2 separate regions of the Homo sapiens genome follow, and region 1 is linked to region 2. The links are chromatin loops, found by intact Hi-C in ENCODE. Cell type or tissue: chondrocyte. All regions are shown on one strand. Each heading gives the region's core, and the rest is flanking DNA. Links, peaks and the distances in the headings are about the cores only. Region 1 holds the start of LOC107987065 (a long non-coding RNA gene). Region 2 holds the start of LOC107987064 (a long non-coding RNA gene).

The links. Peaks named below come from ENCODE experiments on the same cell type or tissue, not always from the same donor. Only the 100,000 strongest peaks of a DNase experiment are listed, where the experiment ranks them.
Region 1: a loop joins it to region 2, with 2.0 times the contacts of the local background. A loop is called at or near these places in 3 of 110 quality-filtered maps.

Annotation. Positions count from the first base shown.
Region 1 is chr9:38,307,639-38,319,186 of GRCh38, reverse strand. LOC107987065 (a long non-coding RNA gene) reads right to left here and starts at 3,064. Exons shown (of 3, transcript XR_001746670.2): 1 at 2,763-3,064. RefSeq lists enhancers at 1-144, 2,284-2,783, 7,714-8,272. In chondrocyte, for the core only: no CTCF peak of the experiment used is centred there; no DNase peak of the experiment used is centred there.
Region 2 is chr9:38,221,151-38,232,698 of GRCh38, reverse strand. LOC107987064 (a long non-coding RNA gene) reads left to right here and starts at 5,652. Exons shown (of 2, transcript XR_001746667.2): 1 at 5,652-5,714. RefSeq lists a silencer at 5,353-5,647. In chondrocyte, for the core only: no CTCF peak of the experiment used is centred there; a DNase peak (open chromatin) is centred at 5,433.

The DNA.
Region 1 (11,548 bases), core at 2,318-10,317, 86 kb before region 2:
GGTCCTTGGAGCGTACGAGACTCTTCCTGTGAAATGATTTCCAGGGCCCTGCCTTTGTGGAATTCCCCTGTGATTCCATCTGAGGTGTGAAGGCAAACCCATCACAGTTGTTACCAGCTGTTCTGTGAGGCTGCGCTGGGAGCCCCCAAGAGCATCAACACCGACGTCTGTATAAGTTAAATTAAATTCCAGGATCTGGTGTGAAGCTGGAACAGGCCTTGATGTTTTTATCTGTCTGCTGCTGAATTCCTCTGGGGCCTATCGCCTCAGCTGAGAGCACACGAGGGAAAGGGAATGGAGTGGAAGGGACAGTTTTCTCTCTTTTATTTATGTAGGTTAATAATCATTTTATTATATAAATTATACCCTGGTCACTTCCTAAAAGGACTGAAGATAATTCATGAGTTCACTTGAATTATGGTACTCTATCCCTGCCCTATGCCAGACCCAATGCTGGAGGCTTGGGGAAAGAGAAACACATGAAAAAAATCTGATACTGTGTCTTACATGGTATTAGAGAGGCCTTGGGGTATACAGGGTTATGGGGACACATGGAAAGAAAAAGCAATTCTGATGGTCCAGAGGTGGGCATGGAGGGGAAGAGAGAGGGAAAGGGGATGTCAATTTCTTGAGTACCTTTTAGGAAGGAATATGTCATCATGACCAAGGGCACAGGATTTGGCGACAGGTAAGACTGGGTTCAACTTATTTAAACCTCAGTTTTCTCATCAGCAAAATGGAGTAATAATAGAATTTCCTTTATTGGGTTGGTAGGCAGATTAAGTGAAAAAGGCATATAAAGCACTTAGCCATGCTTAGTGTCCAGCACATGGCAAGCATACCATATGTGGTCACTGCTTTTATTATTATTCTGCTTATCAGTCAGTCAGATGCACTTACTATCGAAGACTGCATTGTACTTGGTTTACAGATGAGGAAACAAAGGCTCAGAGAGCTTATATAATTTGCCCAAGGCCACTCAGCTTGAAAATGGCAGAAGCAAAATTCCAATGAACTTCAAAGCCCATTTTCTTCCCACTGCTGTGCTGTGCTGCTGCTGAAGGAAGGTTCCCCAAAGACCTGATATTTGAGTTGGGTGTTAAGGAATGAATAGAGGTTGCTTTGTGGGCCTTAGAGAAAAGGAAATGCTCTACAACCCTCCAGCCTCAAAGAGGTGGATTTGGCCAACAAGCTGAATGAACTCAGAAGTGGATTCTTCCCTCAGAGACTCCAGAATGGAGTGCAGCCTGGCTGACACCTTGAGTTCAGCAGACCCGAGCAGAGGACACGGTCATCCCATGCTCAGGCTTCTGACCTACAGAACCGCAAACAAGCAAATGGGTATTGTTTTAGGCTGATAAATGTATGGTCATTGGTTATGCAGCAATAGAAAATGAATACAATGATTCAAATATAAAAAGAACATGTATCAAACACTTCATTTAACTCAGTAAATGAGGGGATCCATCCGCTGTTACAACTCACTCAAAGGAGAATTCACAGAACTGCACAAGTAGGCAATCAAGAATGTTGAAATAGATACAAATGTCATCAACATCCCCAGAGCAATAAGCAATTGCATCTCCAGTGGGTAAAATTCATTTGTGCTTTTTTTTTTTTTTTTTAAAGACGGAGTCTTACTCTGTTGCCTAGGCTGGAGCGCAGTGGCACAATCTCGGCTCACTGCAACCTCTGCCTCCCGGGTTCAAGCGATTCTCCTGCCTCAGCCTCCCACGTAGCTGGGGCTATAGGCCCCTGCCGCCACGCCCGGCTAATTTTTTTGTATTTTTAGTAGAGATGGGCTTTCACCATATTGGCCAGGCTGGTCTCAAACTCCTGCCCTTGTGATCCGCCCGCCTTAGCCTCCCAAAGTGCTGGGATTACAGGCGTGAGCCACCGCACACGGCCAATTCATTTGTACTTCTATGGACTGGAATTATTTGCATTGCTATCAGTTGTCTACAACATATAAAATTGTAAGATAGCTTGAAAACAGTTAAAGGAGCAGATAACCCAAAAGGATGCTTTAGAAGAACATCTAGTGATCATGTTTTGCCCATTTTAAAGTCTTTCCCAATTTTTCCTGATGAGTGGCATGGAAATACCGCTTCAAGATAGGCCACAGCCACACACAGTCCTCCACAACCTATTGTCGCCACTCAATCCTGCCACAGAGAAATTGTGAATTGACTACAGGCTGGGATTCCATGAGGCCAAGTGCGGCAGGGGCTTAGCCCAGCCTTGACCATTTACAAGCCCTGGAACATCCATTATCTGGCTCATTATTTTGTCTTTTCACAAGATTCCTGTGGGTAAGGCAGAACCAGTAACAATTATCCCCATTATGTTTCCAAGGAAACTGAGGGTCAGAGAGGAGGAGGACATGTTCAGGGTCACTCAGGGAGTCAATGACAGAACTTGGATATGACCTCCCTTTCCATCAGCTTACCATCTTCACTGCCCCCTGCCTCCTTATCCTCTGACAGGTAAATTTCTGTCCCTCAGCCCCTTTCCTCCTGCCTGGTGGACCATCCTTCCTGCAGCCACATTGCAGGGCGGGGAACCTGGGCACTGGCTATGGCCTTGCCTGTCCCTTGTCCAGTCTGCAGGCAGCAATCTTGCTTTGCAAAGCTGGCCTGATCCAGTGCCCCTGCCCCTACCAGACCCTCTCCCATTGTGCACTGAACACATTCATGCCTGTGTTCCCTTCCCTTGCTCCAGCAGCCCGACAGCCCCCAGAACAATGCCCAGACATGACTTACCCAGACCTGCTGTGCCAGGGCCACCTGCTCTGCCTCCCAGGCTCTCCACCCTGGCCACTTGCCTCTGTTGGTTTCCCATTGGCACGGGGTTGGGAAGTCATCTGTGAGACCAGGCACGCCGGTCTGCTGGAGACTCTTCCCAAACTGTCCTCCTGACCCCATGCCAAGCACTGGTGCAGGACAAGCCATTGGTGCCAGGCTGAGCAGCTGGGCGGCAAGCTGGCCACCTGCTCAGCTCACAAAGTATAAAGTTTACTTTGTGTTGACATTTTTTAATTTGTAAACTCTATTTTAATCTTTAATTTAATAGAGACAAGGTCTTGCCATGTTGCCCAGGCTGGTCTCAACCTCCTTTTCTCAAGTGATCTGCCCACCTCAGCCTCCCAAAGTGCTAGGATTACAGGTGTGAGCCACAGCGCCTGGCCTGCATTGACTTTTGAATCCTGGAGCTGAGACTGTCAGAGCTGACAGGTTTTGAAAAGAGCCTTACACTATTCCGATGGGGTCACGGAAGTCCAGAGAGGAGTAGGGACCTGCTCGTTGACTGGCAGCCTGGTGGTTGGCACTGGACCTGCCAGGTCAGGCGGGGGTTTAGTACTGACCCATCCTCACCATCTGCTCCTTGGAGGCCCCTGGGGGTGCAGATCACAGGGAAATAGGGTGCACATTGATCAGGACATTTTGATTCGCTAAAAAAACAGAATGGCCAGGGAATCTGAGTGCTGGCATCGAGTGTCAGCTCAGGTGCGTAATATCAGTGTTTCAGTCTCCCCATGCTTCATCCCTTTCCCTGTGCCTGTATCTTAGGCTCCAGTCCTGTACGGGAGACACATGCTATCTCCTAGACACAGGACGCTCTTCAATACCACTAAGCCTTCCACTGTGTGGCTCCTGCTGCCTGCACTGCCCTTTTCCGATGCCTACTTGTTTTAAGGTTCTGGCAAAACTCCTGCATGGACCTCTGAGCGTTTCCTTCTGGCTGCACTCCGGCTGCCGCCAGTGGAACTGACCTGCCTCAGCAGCCCCTTACCCTTCTCGAGAGATTCACAGCACCTGGGATACTTGCTTCCTCCTTTTATTCACGTGTCCCTAGAGCCTTTAGTTTGCAAGCCTCTTGGAGTGGCGACCAGGCATACCTCCATATTTGCACACCTGGATGAGGTCTGGCACACACTCAGTCCCGGAATCCAGTTTCAGCTCAGTTGTCTGACATCAGGATCTAGTTTCCTCACTCCTCATCCTCTTGCCTAAATGTGTGTTTGCTACAAGTCTGCTGAATGTGGGCTATACTTAGAATACAAAAAGGGACAAATATTTTCAGTGATATTTATGAAGGCTTTAGAAAGCATCAAATGTATGTGATTATGGAGAACGATATGGAAATAATATAACGAAAACCCTTAGAAATTTACCTTGGTTAAAAATATAATAGAGAAATGATCTTAAAGGCAATTTAACGAGTTTCTGATCTTAACTAAATGGAATGTCTTTTTCACATATTTTAAAATACATCCTATTTATTAAAATTGTAACAACTTTTTAAAAGGTCCAGATGTCTTGAACGATCCTTGAGCATGAATATTTTTGAAATGCATTAAACTTTTTTTTTCATCCAATCTGTGGGATGGAAAAAGAACACCTTTTTTTTTTTTTAATAAAGGGAGAAAGGAAAGAAGGAAGGAGAAGAGAAAGAAAGGAAGAGAGAAAGACAAGTTTGGAGGGAGGGAAGGAAAATGGAGAAGGAAGGAAGAGATGGGAAGGGAAGGAAAGGGAAGGGAGAGAACAAAAGAAGGAGGGGAAAGAGGGAGGAAAAGTCACAATACCCCTTTGGTTTCCTTCATTGTGCTGGTCATACGATGCCATTGGGGTAAATGATGCCACCTCTCTGGGTCTTGGCTCCTTCATCAAAAGCTAGAGTTGGGTGCTGTCGTGAGGGAATGCTGGGAGGGCAGATGATCATTGCATTATTTATATTTCAATTACCTTGGGCCCAGTCTTTGGCTACTGACATTTGAAGCCAAATCTCTTCCTCATTCCAAGCCTCAGTTTCCAAAATGAGGGAGTTGGACCAGATGAGAGGAAGGTCACTTTCTGCTTCCACAATCTGTGGACCAGCCTCTGGCAGGCTGATTGTAAAAAAGCAAAAAGTGCTGCAATAAACATATGTATGCATGTGTCTTTATAGTAGAATGATTTATAATCCTGGATAAAGAAAATGTGGCACATATATACCATGGAATACTATGCAGCCATAAAAAAGAATGAGTTCAGGTCCTTTGCAGGGACATGGATGAAGCTGGAAACCATCATCCTCAGCAAACTAACACAGGAACAGAAAACCAAACACCACATGTTCTCACTCATAAGTGGGAGTTGAACAACGAGAACACATGGATACCGGGAGGGGAACATCACACATCGGGGTCTGTTGGGGGTTAGAGAGCAAGGGGAGGGAGAGCATTAGGACAAATACCTAATGCATATGGGGCTTAAAACCTAGATGATGGCTTGATGGGTGCAGCAAACCACCATGGCACATGTATACCTATGTAACAAACCTGCACATTCAGCACATGTATCCCAGAACTTAAAGTAAAATAAAACTAAAAAAGAAGAAGAAAAAAGATGATGTCAGAGCCAGGAAAGTTCCAGTGCCCAGGTTTGAAAGGAGACATCTCCCTCTTTCTCACGGTTTCCCCACTGTGTAGAGCCAGACAATTCAGCCAGCTGCCGGGGACCTCCAATGAGTCCCTCCACATTTCAGATCCTTTTGTCCTTTGTGCCTGGAAGTCGGTCAGCTCACTCTGACCTTCTGCCTGTCCCTCATCTGTCAGAGCAGCTGTTGGAAAGTGAAGCAGTTGGATCTAGACAACAGGGGAAGAGTTGTTTGCTTTCGTGCTGGGGAACGAAGAAACCCACACAGCTCCTTTTGTGGGTTGTATTAAAATGCATCTGCAGGCGTTATTATTCCTAATTATAAGTAGCTTAATAATGTCTCTGAAGCAGAGGGTATATGGAGATGGCCAGGAGTCTTGAATTCGTATTGTAGCTCAGCTGGAAAAGGGAAGGATGCTTTGGCATAAATACATGGGTGTTCAAATTGATGGCTCAGGGGTCCAGGATTTATAGAGCCAAGCTTTGGGAATGGTTGTGGGTGGCACCCACTTTCACTGTGTCCATGGCTGAGTAACACCCTTGGCCTTTCCACAGGGCGTCTGCTCAGCAACACCTTCCCCGTCCTGGGCATTCAGTTTTGTGAGGCAGTTTTTTATTTTTATTAAAATTTTTTTTTTTTGCAACAGAGTCTCTCTCACTGTTGCAACACTGTCACTCTCTCATGCAGTGGCACAATCTCGGCTCACTGCAGCCTCTGCCTCCCGGGTTCAAGTGATTCTCCTGCCTCAGCCTCCCAAGTAGCTGGCATTACAGGCATGCGCCACCACGCCCAGCTATTTTTTGTATTTTTCATAGAGATGGGGTTTCACCAGGTTGGCAAGGCTGGTCTCAAACTCCTGACCTCCAGTGATCTGCCTGCCTCAGCCTCTCAGAGTGCTGAGATTACAGGTGTGAGCCACTGCACCCGGCCTTGTTAGGCAGTCTAGACAGAGCATAATAAGTGGCACTGTGACAAGCAGAGGGACATTGAACAAAGCCATGCTAAGGGGAGACATCACAAGACCAGCTCGGTGTGTAAATGCAAGCAGGACTCAGTGAGTTTTCTATTTGTGTCCAGGAGGTGAGGGGACCAAATGCCTCAGAGGCTGGCATTTGAGACCCATAACCTCTCCGGTGGCAGATGGGACACTGATGCTTGAGCTGTGACCTTCCTGGGTTCCCACAGCTGGGCAGAGCAAAGTGAGGTAGAAGCCCAGGGTTCGGCCTGGCCCATTCCTCTCCGTTTTCCACCATGGGGCCTCCCAGGGTTTCCTCTTCAAGCCTCAAGGCAGGCCAGGGCTGGAAGTAGCACAGAGCTGATGAAGGGGAGGCAGTGCCATGCTGTCTGCAGAAGTCTAGAACCTTGGGCCATTAAGGAGGTGCTAAGGCATAAAGAGACTCCTTGAGCCAAGAAATAGACCAAGAAGATGCTTGCCATGGGTAGGGGGATGCCACGTATCTAGGGTCAGATGTACATTTGACGTGATTTCTGCAGTTCACCGTTTGGCAAATGCTGACATTAGTGAGGCACACAGGGCCCAACAGAAAACGGAGCCGTGACCTGGGAGGCGGGGAGCTGGGTGTGTGGTGTGGTTCTCTCTCTGCCTCCCAGCCCCTGCTGGTTCAGTGCTGAGCACCTATGATGATGCCAGGTGCTACACAAGTGGCTTTCATCTGCTTCACTCATTCTGTCCTTGTGCTGTGTGCTTCCTGCTCCCTGGTAACCCCAAGACTGACTCAGGATAGAAGCGACAGGGAGGGGACTCCTGGAGAAAGCCCCCAAGGTGCTGTGGGCAGAAGCAGGGTCCTTCTTACTCTCTGAGTGTCCGTGTTGACAGTGCTGAGCAAAGTGCAGTGGGTGGTATGAGGCCAGGCTGCCCTTTGTACACCCACCAATAGCGTCAGCAGGGAAGTCAACATGCTACCGTGAGAGCTGTTGAGACCAGAATGCAAAGATGCACGAGGAATAGAATGAGTGCAGAACTGAGAGACATCACGAGCAGGCAGGAGAGCAGCCCTCTGCCCAGCCCACTCTAGGGGTCCAGCCCTCTGATGGAGCCGCCGGCTGTGACTCTGGCTCTCTCGTGGTGGGCCCTCTCCTGAAGCCGCATCCCACAGACAGCTTGGCCACTCCCTTGCTCCTTTCCCAGGGGTGGTGAGCAGCCCAGAGTCCTGCCCAGCACTGCAAAGGAGGAAGAAACCTCAGCCAATGGAAGCCGAGGGGAGCTGCCAGGAGCTGTCCTGAAGGGAACTGAGCAGAGGCTGCTGGCTGAGCCACTCTGGAGGGGGCTGCTGGAGTCTCCCAGAAGCTAAGGCTGCTCACAGGAGCCAGGGACTCTCATATTTGCCCTGTCGGTGCCATTGAGCAGAAGAGGAAGACAGGGATGTATCAGAGGGCTCCAGAACCTGCCGTGGGAGCCCAGGCTGGCCATGTGAGGAAAGCTTCTGGTGGGCATGAGTCTCATTTTGAAGCTGGTCTCTGGAATCCAAGCTTCTGGAGGGTCCCAGGTGCAGGGTCCCCTGAAAAGCCCCAGGGTCCTGGTAGGAGCCTGGCTGCACCCACCATTCTGTTGTATAATTGGGAGCAATGGAGGCAAAGAGGATGCCATGACTCACCAGGAATCCACAGGGGCAGAGCCGATCAAGGAAATCCCATGGATCCGGAGACACGGAGAAACCTGTGTCTCTATGTGGTGAGCCACGGCGTGGAGGCCTCAGCTAGGCAGGGGCAGCACCCAAGCTGGAGCTGGGAGGGAGGGGACACACTTGAGTGAGTCAGTTCCTTAAAATAGATCTCTCTCCCTCTACACACACACACACACACACACACACACACACACACACGCACACTGACTCTGTTTCTCAGGAGAAGCCTGACTAACACACATAGTGAAGAGGCAACCAAAGGTGGCAGAGTGGAAGCTACTATGGAATTTTGGAACAAGAGATAGCAGACAATGACATGTAAATTCCCCACCTCCACCCCAGATGCAAAAATCCTAAGCAGCACAGCTCTCCCTGGCTCTCTGGGGGATTGGTTCCAGGACCTGCTCACAAATCCCAAAATTCACAGACACTCAAGCCCCTGATATCAAAAGGCGTAGTATTTGCATATAACCTGTACACATCCTCCCCTATACTTTAAATCTTCTCTAGATTATTTTAAAAACCTAATACAATGTAAATGAGATGTAAATAGTTGTTATACGGTATTGTTTAGGGAATTATGACTGTATAAAAAAAAGTCTGTATGTGTTCAGTATAGACACAACCATTCTTTGGATTCAGAGAGATGACTGTATTTAGGAAGAGACTGAATTTCTTATCAAAGCCAGGCTAGGGGTGTATCAAGCAGATTCAACGCAGGGAACACAAATCCCACTGGCTCCTTAGGCAGGAAAGGATTTAACCAGGGCATGGGTGCTTACCCAGTCATTGGGAGGGTTAAAGGACTTGGCTCCAGGAAGAACTCTCAGGACTGCACAAAACTGACCACTGGGGTTGCTAATGCCTCTGAGAACCCACTGGGGCTCTGCTTGAATACAAAAGCTAAAACTTCCACTGTTGCAGCTGCTGCTGCAAAAGGCTCTGGGTACCAGCAAGCTGGAAAATGGACAGGGAACCCTGCTGCAGGGAAACTGTGTTTCTGTGGCCTTGCTTGCTGGAAGAACAGCAAGCAGGGGTCAGGAAAGTGGGGCTTCTGCACTTCTGATTTGCAAAACTCATACGAGTGTACCCAATGGATGGTACTTACTTCCCATCCATGATTCTCACCACAGGGCATCTGGGAAATGTCATCTTAAGCTGCCCAGCCTCTCCAACCAGAAGGAGGGTGGACTGGAGCAATCCAGTTCACAGGACTGTCCAGGGAACTGGACTCTGAAGACTGTGGGGGCCTATAGGAGTGCATGCAAACAGGAAAGCGAGGCTCACACAGACAACAGCAATCAGCCACAGGGTGAGCAGCCATGCCTCAACCACGCCTGCCTTCCTAGATGCAGGGGATAAAAGAGCACAGCTGCTTGGAGCAAGAAAGGGTTTGTTGCTCTCCATGTGGAAGGTAGAGAGCATTTAGCAGGAGATGGGAATTTCGGTCCAAATGCAGTTGAGATCATATCTTGGCTTTGTTCCCCACAAACGCACAGTTATTTGTATTTCAGCATAAAATTCAAACTCCCAGAACCTGATTAACAAAGGCAGTGCACCACGCATTCCCCCAGAGGCCAGCCAGATGGAAAGCCCAGCGGAATTCCACTTTGAAGTATTCTGTGTTATCTGACTCATTTGCAAAAGAAATGAGCTTTATGGGATGTTCGAATGTTTCCAGACATAACCAGTTGCCCCCAAGCGAGAATAAAGTTATACTCTCTCCTTCACCTTGTGCACATGCAGGCGGGCACGGATGTACACAGCACAGTTAGAATCAAAATATGCCTCCCTTGCCAGGCTCCCCAGGGGGCTGGCAGAAGAGGGAATAAAAATAAAAATGCCTTGGATGAAGTGATGATGGATTTGTTTCTCCCCCACTTTGACAGTGGAATCAGAACAACTGTATGGCTAGTCTAACAAATAGCACATGCCTTTGTCATTAGGAAAATGCAAAATAGGTTTCTAGGTATGGTCAGTCATACAGCCTCTAAAGCTCTGTGGTATCAGGAAAAGCACAGATAGATTTGGGTTCAAATCTCAGCCCTGCTGATTCCCAGCCATATGACCCTAGAAAAGTAGCTTCTGCTCTCTGAGCCTCAGTTTCTTTTTCTGTAAAATAAGCATTAAAAAATATTGATCTCATGCTGTGGTTATGAGAAGAGCGTGAAAGGGCCTTGGAAACCACAAAGGGCTGTGCGTACCTCAAAATTCCTCCCTCTACACACCTAGTGATCCCGCCACCCCTAGGCCACTCCTTTCCCTGAATCCAGTGAGCAATTTCCCACCCCTGTGCCTTTGATCATGCTGTTCCCTCTGTTTAGAAGCCTTCTCCTGCCTATTTCCCCACATCCTTGCCAACATCTGCTGTTAACCTCTTTTTTGGTGGGGGTGCTGGAGTGGACATTCCCCATGCCAATTCAGAAGGTGGAAATTGTGTAGAGGCTTGGCTGTGTTCACTTCTCAGTAACTCAGCATCTCAAGGAACCTGGAACATTAGAATTAAAAGAGTCTGCAGGGACCATCCAGTCCAACCACTCTTTAATGGGATAGGAAAATGGAAGCAGAGAGGGGCCAAGGTGTATGCCCACCTGTGCCAGGCACATCAGCCGGGTGGGTTGAGGGGCCCTGCAACACCTATGCCACGTGACAGTGCCTTGTTGGCCAAATTTCTGGGTCTTTTCTGTTTTTCCCCATTGTATTTGTCAGGGTTCCCCAGAGAAACAGAAACAAGGAGAAATATCTAATCTATATCTATCATCTATCGATCTATCGATCTATCTATCATCTATCTATCTATCTATCTATCTATCTATCTATCTATCTAATCTATCATATATCTATCTAATGAGAGAGAGAGAGAAAGACAGACTGAGTTATTGTGAGAAATTTTCTCATGGAATTATGGAGACTAGCAGGTCTAAAATCTGCAAAGCCAATGTCCTGTCCTATTTTGAAGGCCCTTAGGCAGGAGACTTTTCTCTTACTTGGATCAGCCTTTGTTTCAGGCCTTTGATTCTAGCCTTCAACTGATGGGATGAAGTCCAGCCCATTATGGAGGACAATCTGCTTTACTCATTTTACTAAGTTAAATGTTCATCTCATCCAAACCCCACCCCTGACCTTACAGAAACACCCAGAATAATGTAGAACCAACTATCTGGCCCAGCCAAGCTGACACATACAATTAACCATCACGTGAAGGTTGAAATGAAAGTTGAAAACCCTCAGGACTTAAGTAAGCAGGAGTGTGTCTATGAGATGCATATTTAAAACACAAAGAACAGGTACACAAAGGTGATAGGTGTGGTTTGGACATTTTAAAAAATTCAAATATTTCTAAATGACATTTCCAGTTTTAAATGGCAATTGATAGTACCCTCCTCCACCCCAACTACAAATTTTCACTAATGGAACCATGAAGCCACAGCATTGCTTGCAGGCATACAGATGACTCAGGTGGACAGAAAACTTTCTGCTTAAAT
Region 2 (11,548 bases), core at 1,412-9,411:
CAACAGCGTAGGAAAGAAACAGCACTGGTGAGATAAAAAGATGATTCAGAAAGGGAACTCACTCAGAGCCAAAGGTGACCAGGGGAAAGTCCTCTGGGGATTTAGAGTGATCTTGGGGAGCACTGGCTTTTCCTCGGAATGGAATTTGGGGCTTTGAGTCCATCTTATCACAAAAGGCTGCACTGGGGATATAGTATCATGAAAGCCATTTTGTAGGGGAGCGAGGAAGGTGGAGATTGTGAAACTGCTACAAGCATCAAGAGGGGAAAGATCTGAGGATGCGCACTTGAAGGGCATGAGGACCAGGCCCCCATCCCAGCCCTTCCTGTCCATGACCATGTGTAATGCTTATGGTGGCGTTGGAGTGAGGAGACTATTGTCACTCCCAGTTACATACGAGGACTCAGAGAGAAGTGGCCTGCCCAAGGCTGCCCAGTGTATAAGAGGAGGATCAAAGATTTGAACCCAACTCTATCCAACCCTAAAAGTTCATTGTTTCTTCTCTCATGAAACCTGCTTCCACTTAGACATGCTAAGCTTGAAGGCAGGGTAAGGTCTTTGTCTTCACTGACAGTAGCTTTTCTCACCTGCCCCCATGTGAGCCACATAATATACTTGGCATCTCTAGAAATCACAAGGCTAAGCTCCTGGGAGTGAAACAGGCGCCGTACACCCAAAGCAGCAGCCCTAACCCTAAGGGCCCAAGAGATAGGAGAATTTCAAGCCAATTTCTGATGGACTCTGGCTGCCTGTTACACAGTAGGAGCCCAGGCTCTGCAGTCTGACCCAGGGGTTGTGGAGATGAACAAGGCAGGAGCCTGTTCTCCAGGCACCTATGAGGCAGGATCTTAGCAGGAAAAAATAAGTCAATTCAAAGAAGACACTCGAAGGAAGGGACCACTACAGAGGTGTAAGCAGGATGTTGCGGCACCCAGACACTAGCAACAGTGGGAGCCACTGACACCCCTAGGCCTGAAGGGGCTAAGAGAAGGAATGCTGATTTATTTATTTTTATTTATTTATTTATTTATTTTTTGATGGAGTCTCACTCTGTTGGCCAGGCTGGAGTGCAGTGGTGCAATCTCGGCTCATTGCAACCTCCAACTCCCGGGTTCAAGCGATTCTCCTGCCTCAGCCTCCCGAGTAGCTGGGATTACAGACACCCGTCACGACACCTGGCTAATTTTTGTATTTTTAATAGAGACGGAGTTTCACCATGTTGGTCAGGCTGGTCTCGAATGCCTGACTTCATGATCTACCTGCCTCGGCCTCCCAAAGTGCGGGGATTACAAGCATGAGCCGCTGCACCAGGCCTGGAATGCTCTTCTTAAGAGCCTAGTGAGGCAGAGCCTAGTGAGGCAGGGCCTAGTGAGGCAGGGGCCAGTGGCTCATGCCTGTAATCCCAGCACTTTGGGAGCTCAATGCAGATGGATCACTTGAGGCCAGGAGTTTGAGATCAGCCTGGTCAAGATGGCAAAACTCGATGTCTACTAAAAATACAAAAGTTAGCCAGGCTTGATGTCATGTGCCTGTAATTCCAGCTACTTAGGAGGCTGAGGTGTGAGAATCACTTGAACCTGGGAGGTGAAGGTTGTGGCTGCCTGGCACACCATGGTCACAGAAGGACCCAGACCCTGCCATGACATGATCTTAAAGCAAGAAGGGAGCAGGGAAGAGCTACCCTGACTATTCCTTCTCTCCTTCTCCGATCGCCCAAGTGCCTCCCATGGACTGAACCCAACCTAATGCCTGAGGGCAAAGGAGCCCAGATGATACCATCCATGTGGGTCAGCCCCCCAGAGACAGGGCAGGGTGGAGAAAGTCAGAGGATGGCCCTGGAAGGGATTACAAATAGAGAAGAACCAGCCCACCCTGAAATGTGACTATCAGATTTTCCCAGTAAGTACCTCCTGATCAGGGCTTGACAAGTCCACTGTTATTTTTAGGTTAGATGTTGGACATGATAACTCTATAATTAGGGACAGGCAGGTTTTCCTTACTCCTTCTTCCCTTTTATAAAGTTGTTGCCTTTCATGATGACCCTGAGCCTGTAGGGCCCTCTTGTCCCATATCACAAAGGTGAACATTATGGCTCAAGCTGGAGACGACACCATGTTCCCCATCCCTTCCAGTTCAGGGAGAGTGGTTGAGGGGGCTCCTCCCAGGTAGTACCAGGGAGTCTATCCTGACACTAGACCCTTCCTTCCAGGCAGGGATAGGCAGTGTTCCTTGAGGACTCAAAATACACAGTTCACATCAAGAACCACCTTCACCGATTTTGATTGTACACCAAAGATATCATGAGTCTCCAATCAAACTCAGATATTTCTCCCCCTCCTGAGCATCTCTCCTCTCCCCTTAGTCCTGCCCTGATCTGGAGCAAGCCACTAGAATTCAAAATAATACCTGGAGAAACTAATTTGAAACCTCTAAGTCACTCAAAGAGGCACAGATGGTCTGCAAAGCAATTTTCCCAGTGACTTTGGGAGAAGAGGGAGGAGTGTGAAGGAGAGACCTGACTGTCACCATCCATGAGACAATGCAGCAGGGATTAGCAAAACCACATTGTTAACATCAGCCAGAGCTTGTTCATACTCAGCACAGATTCAGCAAACCCAATATTATTGCAATTTTGATATCCTACGATTTACTTCCTCTATTCTCCCGGTAATAATTCCCAACTTACTTGCTTTTCTTCAAATTCCCCAAATTCTTTACATCCTTTAAGGTCTATCTTAAGAGGCACCACTATCATTCATTCATTCATTCATTTATTCAACTGATGCTTTTGAAACCTGCTTTGTGCCAAGTACTGGAGCTACAACTGCCGTAGAGACAGGCTTGGCCCTGGCCCTTGGGGAGGGTTTCTCCATCAAGCAGTCTTTTTCATCTTTGACCTCTCCCTAAGCACCCCTCCCCGATGGCCCTATCACATTTGACCTTCGGTGATGATCACATAAGTCAGCGTCTAATCCTCCCCACCAGAATGCCTGCTCCTGAGAGACTGAGATGGCGCCTTTCTCTAAATGGACCAGCGTAGCACCAAACACACATTAGATCGGAATCCAGCACGGATTTTTCAAACAGATGAAGCCAATCGTTTAACCTCCGCCTCTTCATCTGTATAATGGGAAACATTATCTCAGGGTTTTCTGAGTCGAATGTTCTGAGTTGATGAATGTGAAAGCACTTTGCAAATTGTACGCCTCTAAGCCCCAGAGGGGAATAAGCCTGTATTTACCACCATGACCACGCACAGCAGTTAACCAAAAAGAAACTCCATCCAGCTCTTCTGCAGATCCAGGATTGCAGTGTGAATCTCTCTGGAATCCGAGAGACAAAGCAAGTGCTGAAGAACCCCCGCCCCAACCCTGCATCCCTCCTTGCAGTTAAAAGGCGGGTCAATTACCACTGGCTCATTTGTAATCATTACAGTTGTGAGATTTTCCTGCTGATTGCTCCAGTTAAGAAGCCCCTCATCCATGGAAGGGGCTCAGGGCTTGAGAGCTCCTTTTGTCTTCCAGTTCCATCCAGTCCCACCCACTCTGAAGCTGGGAGAAAGGGTGTCAGGAATGGGGTGCAGGTGCCAGTCTGCCCTCAGTATCTATGAAGCCTCAAACGTTTTTCCAGGCTAACTTCTGATGGAGGAGCTCGAGAGATAATCCCATTATAGAAAGGGACCCCTGGACATTTTCATCAAGTTGATGCATATCGTCCATATTTCATCATCAGCCAGGCAGGCTTTCTCACTCTTTTGACACGAAAACAGACAGGTGGGGCTGTTTTGATTTGGGCTGCCTGGTTTTTTTCCCCAGGGAAGCCACTTCCTCTGGCTTGCATGATAATTGAATTTCACGGATGGAATCTTTCACATACTTCTCAATTAGGGATGTGTACAGGCAGCAAGATTTTTCAGGTGTTGATCTATGATTCTCACTCTATTTTTTTTATCTTTAATCTTAATTTCTGCCAGCTCTAAATCCAGCTTTGCTAAATAGTATTATTCTGACTTAAATGATCTAATCTGTTTGCCGTAAACCGGGTACAGCTGAAAATCGTGTATGCAGGAGATTTCCTCATTAATCACAGCTGACAAGAAATCAGAAATCAAGCAGCAAAATAGTCTCCGAAGGCCAAGTGCGGAGAAAGTGGGAGAAGTAGCTAACCGGGTCTGCTGGCCGAGCTAGGAGGGTGGGGGTTAGTCCCAGCTCTGTTTCCGAGGCTCTGGCTAAGTCTCTGCCCTCTGTGGGCTTCAGTTTCTACTTCCCTTCCTTTAAAAAAGGAAGGAAGGAAGCAGAGATGGGGGGGTGTCAGATCAATTGAGTCCTCAGGGATCTTTTCAGCTGCAACATTCTCTAAGCCTATACATGACCCCCCAAAAATGCCACCCAAATGACATCTTGGTATTTAAACGCACAGCTGAGGCTGGGTGCGGCGGTTCACACCTGTAATCCCAGCTACTCAGGAGGCTGAGGTGGGAAGATCGCTTGAGCCCCAGAGGTTGAGGCTGCAGCTCACTGCAAAATCACACCACTGTACCCCAGCTTGGACAACAGAGCAAGACTCAGCCTGAAAAAATAAAATAATAAATGCACAGCTGTTATTGACTCTTAAGAACACTAAGAGAACCTATAGTCTCAATCACTTTATCACAGCATTTTCCGAAGTGAGGGAAGCAAGATGATCGCAGGTAGTAAAGGAACATGGAATTCAGTCACACAGCAAAGCTGTCCCTCTTTCAAGCCCCATTCTTCTCAGCAGCTCAAGGAGAAAGGGCTCCGTTGGGTGCGAGCACATCGTCCATGCCTCTCTCAAGCCGACTCATCTCCCAGGGTAACAGACAGACAGCAGCCCTGGGCACCGCAGTTCCCTTGTCAAGCAGCAGATCCAGTTAGCCGCCAATATATGCTTGGTGGTGGGGCTCTGTGTGGTTTCTTTTTGTCCATATAGGGTAAAGGGTGTTTCCTTTTAGACATACTTGTTAAAGAGCTGATTTTAAAGAATATTACGTTAACGCAGAAGCTATGTGACTATGGCAAAAATTAAAAGTAGTAAGAATGTCTGGTTTCACAGTCTCTGGAAAAATATTTAGTGCCTGGTGGAAGGCCAGGCACTATTCAGGAACCAGGAAGACAGGTGAGTGACACCCTTAGGTCCTTAACCTCCCTCCCAACCCCCCAGTCCTATTTCCTGAGTGTCCAGGCTACCCTTACACCCCCACACCACCCCCAGCCTGCATCCTAGCGCCGATCACAAAGCCAGCACGCTCACCCCCGTGGGGGCCAGGGTTTCATCACTCTGCAGTAGGTGACCAACTCTACTGGTTTGTTTGGCCTCAGGCATTCCTGGGATGAGGGACTTTCCATTTCCAGGCAATCTGGACCATCTAGTTGGTCATCCTCCCGGTGAGCCCGCCCACTCCAAAAGTCATGCCTCCCTCCAGCTTCCTCACCCTCACCTCCTGGCTGTAGCTGCAGCTGCGGCGGAACAGCCCCCTCCCCCACACCCACAACCTGGCACCCTTCCAGATTCTGGTCTCTGCTTAGCACCGCCTGTCACCGTCTTTTCTAACCCTCCCCCACTCCACTTAAGAGCTACTTCACACTTCCCCCGCCCTCCCGGAGCCCCCCCCCCCCCCCGCTCCATTCGCCACTCTTCTCTCCCTCCACAGATGAGTTTGCTCCACTTGAGGATACAGAGCACCCCGGCAGCAGGTATGAACGAGCCCCCTCCCTCCCTGCCGACCCCCCCCTCACCTCCCCTTGCACCTGGATGCAGGCAGTCCAGCCCCCGCCCCCTTACTCTGTTCTCCTTCGTCTCTCCTGTATCTGCAGTCACTCCCATCCTACTGGCACCTTCCTGTCAATAACGCCCTCTCCATCAAACTACCCTCTCTCTTGTTGCGCCCAATAGCTCTCAGGGGGCTGTCTCCACTCCCCTTTCTCATCCCTTCCAGTCACTCACTTCCCCATCCCTGCACTTTGGCTTCTGCTTCCTCTAAAGCAGCTCTCTCCACATCTCTCTGATGCACTGCTAACTGCCAAATCCAGTGGATACTCAGTGTCCTTTGTTCTGAATGTTTTACAGATATTATCTCATTGGGCCGGGCGCGGTGGCTCACGCCTGTAATCTCAGAACTCTGGGAGGCCGAGGTGGGCGGATCGCCTGAGGTCAGGAGTTCAGACCAGCCTGGCCAACATGGTGAAACCCCGTCTCTACTAAAAATACACAAATTAGCTGGGTGTGGTGGCGGGCGCCTGTAATCCCAGCTACTCAGGAGGCTGAGGCAGGAGAATCGCTTGAACCCAGGAGGCGGCAGTTGCAGTGAGCCGAGATCACACCACTGCACTCCAGCCTGGGCGACAGAGTGAGATTATCTCAAAAAAAAAAAAAAAAAAAAGTATTACCTAGTTGAGCAAGACTATGTGTTAACATGAAATAAAATGATACAGGCCAGGCACGGTGGCTCAAACCTGTAATCCCAGCACTTTGGGAGGCCGAGGTGGGCGGATCACCTGAGGTCAGGAGTTCGAGACCAGCCTTGGCCACACCAACATGGTGAAACCCCATCTCTACTAAAAATACAAAAATTAGTCAGGCATGGTGGTGTGCACCTGTAGTCCCAGCTACTCGGGAGGCTGAGGCAGGAGAAGTGCTTGAACCCAGGAGGCGGAGGTTGCAGTGAGCTGAGATCATGCCACAGCACTCCAGCCTTGGAGACAAAGCAAGACTCCATCTCAAAAAAAAAAAAAAAGGAAAGAAAAGAAAATGATACAACAACCTAGCAAGATAGGCATTATTTACCCCCCACCTTTTACAGATGAGGCAACTGAGGAACAGAGAGGTTAAGTATCTTATCTAAAGTCACACAGCTACATGTGATGGAGCAGATGGCTCAGAAATCTGTGCTCCTAACACTCCCCTCTGGCACCTCTCTGCCACCTTCACTTCTGATGTTCATTGCCTTCCTCCTAATTTTTGTGTCCCCAGCACCTGGGATAGGGTCTGGCTCCCAGAGGCTGCTCAATAAGTGTTGTGGACTGAACTCACTGAATGCTTGTGGTGCACCCCTGTCCTCAGGGAAGTCATGGTCTAGGGGAGGAAGCAGACAAGTGACTGAACAGCAGCCACCAGTGTGCTCTGTGGGACATTTTCAGAGGCCTCCAGGGACACAAGGAGGAGAAGATGACAAGAGTGATGGAGAATAATAATAGCACCAGCCACACCAGAGTGGCCACTGTTTGTTGAATTCTAATATGCACCAACAACTATGCTAAAAAGTTTACATTATCTCATTGAGTCTTCAAAACAATCCTGTGAGGTAGGCATTATTTTTAAGCTCAGTTTAGAGATCAAGAAACCAAAGTTCGGAGAGGTTCACAGGGAAAGCTAGTGGAAAAGATGGAGCCTCCAACCTGGGGCGGGGTGTCCGGAAGGCGTTCCAGAGGTGGTGCCTCCTGAGCAGGGTTTTGAAGCACCATTGGGAACCAGTCAACTGAAGAAGAGCACAGGGGTGCTCCAGGGGGAGGACACAGCAGCTACAAAGGCCCAGAGGCCAAGAGCCTGGGCCCGTCAGGGAACCTCAGACAGCTGGGTGGGCCGGAGCTCAGAGAATGAAATGGGGACTGGGAAACCTGAGGCTTTCATGGGAAGCAGGTAGAGAAAAAGGGAGCCTGGCAAGGCCACTGGGAGGAATTTCAGCTCCATGGACCAGAGGCTTTCAAGTGGTGGTGTGTGTGTCAGAACTGCAAAACTGCAGCCTTGAGCCTCCCTCCCAGGTAATGTGTATCAGTAGATCAAGGACAAGGTTCAAGAATTTTTGTTGTTTTTGGTATATGCCTCATTAAGACTCAACTATACTTAACAGCTTTATGAAATATAATTCACATGAATACACTGTACATATTTAAAGTATACAACTTGATAAGATTTGACATATGTTTACACCCACGAAACCATCACCAAGACCGTGAGCTTCTCCTTCATCCCCAGAGCTTTCCTCTTGTTCTTCATAATCCCTCCCCACCTCATCCTCACTGGTTGGCTTTCTGTCACTACAGATTAGTTTGCATTTCCTAGAATTTTATACAAGTGAAATCATACAGCATGTATTCTTTTTTTGTCTGTCTTGTTTCTGCAGCATGATTATTTTAAGATTCATTCTGAGGTAGGCACCACATTTCTATCAATAGTCTGTTCCTTTCTATTGCAGAATAGCATTCCATTGTATGGATGTGCTATAATTTATCCATTTACCTGTTGAGTGACAAATAATGCTGCTATGAATATTTGTGTGCAAATATTTTAATGCACATATACTTTCATTTGTCTTGGGTAAACACCTCAGAGTAGGATGGCTGGATCATAAAGTATAACTTTTTGAGAAATGCCAAGTTATTTTCCAATATAGTAGTACAATTTTACATCAACATCAGCAGTGGATGAGAGCTCCAATTTCTCCACATTCTCAACAACACTTGGTATGGACAGTCTTTTGACATTTAGCCTTTCTGATAAGTACACAGTGGTATCTTACTGTGGTTTTAAATTTGATTTCCCTGATAACTAATGATAATGAGCATCTTATGTTCTAATTTGCCTTCTTTGAAGCATCTGTACCACTCTTTTGTCCACTTTTAAGTGGGATTTTTTGTTTTCTTATTATTAGATTTTGAGATTTCCATATTCTCGATACATATCCTTTATCGGATATATGAATCCCAAATATCATTTCCAGACTGTTGCTTATCTTTTTGCTCTCATAACAATGTCTTTTGAAGAGAAGTTTTTAACTTGATTAAATCCAATTTATCAAATTTTTGTTATTTATTTATTTATTTATTTATTTATGAGATGACATCTTGCTCTGTCACCCAGGCTGGAGTGCAGTGGCACGATCTCAGCTGACTGCAACCTCTGCCTTCTGGGTTCAAGTGATTCTCCTTCCTCAGCCTCCTGAGTAGCTGGGATTACAGGTGCATGCCACCACGCCCAGCTAATTTTTGTATTTTTAGTAGAGACGGGGTTTTGCCGTGTTGGCCAGGCTGGTCTCAAACTCCTGACCTTAGGTGATCCACCGGCCTCGGCCTCCCACAGTGCTGGGATTACAGGCATGAGCCCACCGTGCCAGCCTCAAATTTGTTTTTATAGACTGTGCTTCTGGTGACATAGCTAAGAAATCTTTGCCTAATATGAGTTTACAAAGATTTCCTCTCATGCTTCTTTCTAAAAATATAGTTTTAGGATTACAATTAGGTCTTTGATCCATTTGAGTTAATTTTTGTATATAGTACAAAGTACAGATGTAAGTTATTGGTTTTGTGGGGTTTTTTTGCATGTGAATATCTAGTTGTTCTAGCTTTTGTTAAAAAGTTGTCTTTTCTTAGCACCTTTGTAAAAAAAATCAGTTGTCCATATATGTGTGAGTTTATTTCTGGACTGTTTATTCAGGCTGTTTATTTTCTTTTATTGTTAGCTATATTTATGTCAGACAAAATAGATTTCAAGACAAAAACTGTAAGAGGAGACAAAGGTGGTCACTATATAATGATAAAGGGATCAATTCAGCAGGAGAATATAACAATTTTAAATATGTAGCACCCAACATGGGAGCACTCAGATACATAAAGCAAACATTATTAGAGCTAAAGATAGAGCCCAATACAAAAATATCTTGAGACTTCAAAACCCCACTATTAGCATTGGACCAATCTTCCAGACAGAAAATCAACAAAGAAACATTAGATTTAATTTGCACCATAGACCAAATGGACCTAATAGATATTTACAGAACATTTCATCCAGGGGCTACGGAATACAGATTCTTTTCCTTAGCACATGGATCATTCTCAAGGATAGATCATATATTAGGTCACAAAACAAGTCTTAAAACATTCCCAAAAATTAAAATAATATCAAGCATTTTCTCTGACCACAATGGAATAAAACTGGAAATCAATAACAAGAGGATTTTTGGAAACTGCACAAATATATGGAAATTAAACAATATACTCCTGAATGACCAGTGGGTCAGTGAATGAATTAAGAATAAAATCAAAAATTTTTTGGAAACAAATTATAACAGAAACACAACATACCGAAACCTATGGGATACAGCAAAAGCAGTACAAAGATGGAATTTTATAGTTATAAGTGCCTCAAAAAAATAAGAAAAACTTCAAATAAATAATGATGCATCTTAAAGAACTATAAAACCAAGAACAAATCAAACCCAAAATTAGTAGAAGAAAAATAATAATAAAGATCAGAGCAGAAATAAATGAAATTGAAATGAAGAAAACAATACAAAAGATCAATTTAACAAAAAGCTGTTTTTTTGAAAAAATAAATGAACAAACCTTTAGCCAAAGAAAAAGGGAGAGAAGACCTAAATAAATAAGATCAGAGATTAAAAAGGAGACATTACAACTGATACCACAGAAATTCAAAGGATCATTAGTGGCTACTATGAACAACTATGCACCAATAAATCAGAAGATCTAGAAGAAACAGATAAATTCCTAGACACGTGAAATCTATCAAGATTGAAACATGAAGAAACCCAAAGCCTGAACAGCCCAACAACAAGTAATGAGATTGAAGCTGTAATAAAAAGTCCCAGCAAAGAAAAGCCCAGTACCCAATGGCTTCACTACTGAATTCTACCAAACATTCAAAGAAGAACTAATCCCAGCCAGGCGCGGTGGCTCACACCTGTAATCCCAGCACTTTGGGAGACCGAGGTGGGCGGATCATGAGGTCAGGAGATCAAGACCACCCTGGCTAACACGGTGAAACCTCGTCTCTACTAAAAATACAAAAAATTAGCTGGGTGCGGTGGCGGGCGCCTGTAGTCCCAGTTACTCGGGAGGCTGAGGCAGGAGAATGGCATGAACCCAGGAGGCAGAGTTTGCAGTGAGCCGAGATTGTACCACTGCACTCCAGCCTGGGTGACAGAGCGAGACTCCGTCTCAAAAAAAAAAAAAAAAAAAAAAAAAGAACTAATCCCAATCCCACTAAAACTATTCCTAAAAATAGAGGAGGGAATACTTCCAAACTCATTCTATGAGGCCAGTATTACCCTGATACCAAAACCAGAAAAAGATACATCAAAATAAGAAAATGATAGGCCAGTATCACTGGTGAATATTGCCTCAAAAACCCTCACCAAAATACCAGCAAACCAAATTCAACAACACTTAAAAAGATTGCTCATCGGCCAGGCACGGTGGCTCACATCTGTAATCTAGCACTTTGGGAGGCCAAGGCGGGTGGATCACCTGAGGTCAGGAGTTTGAGACCAGCCTGCCAACATGGTGAAACCCCATCTCTACTAAAAATACAAAAATTAGTCAGGCGTGGTGGCATGCGCCTGTAGTCCCAGCTACTCGGGAGGCTGAGGCAGGAGAATCGCTTAAACTCAGGAGGCAGAGGTTGCAGTGAGCCAAGATAGTGCCACTGCACTCCAGCCTGGGCATCAGAGCAAGACTCTGTCTCAAAAAAAAAAAAAAAAGATTTTTCATCAAGACCAAGTGTGATTTGTCCCAGG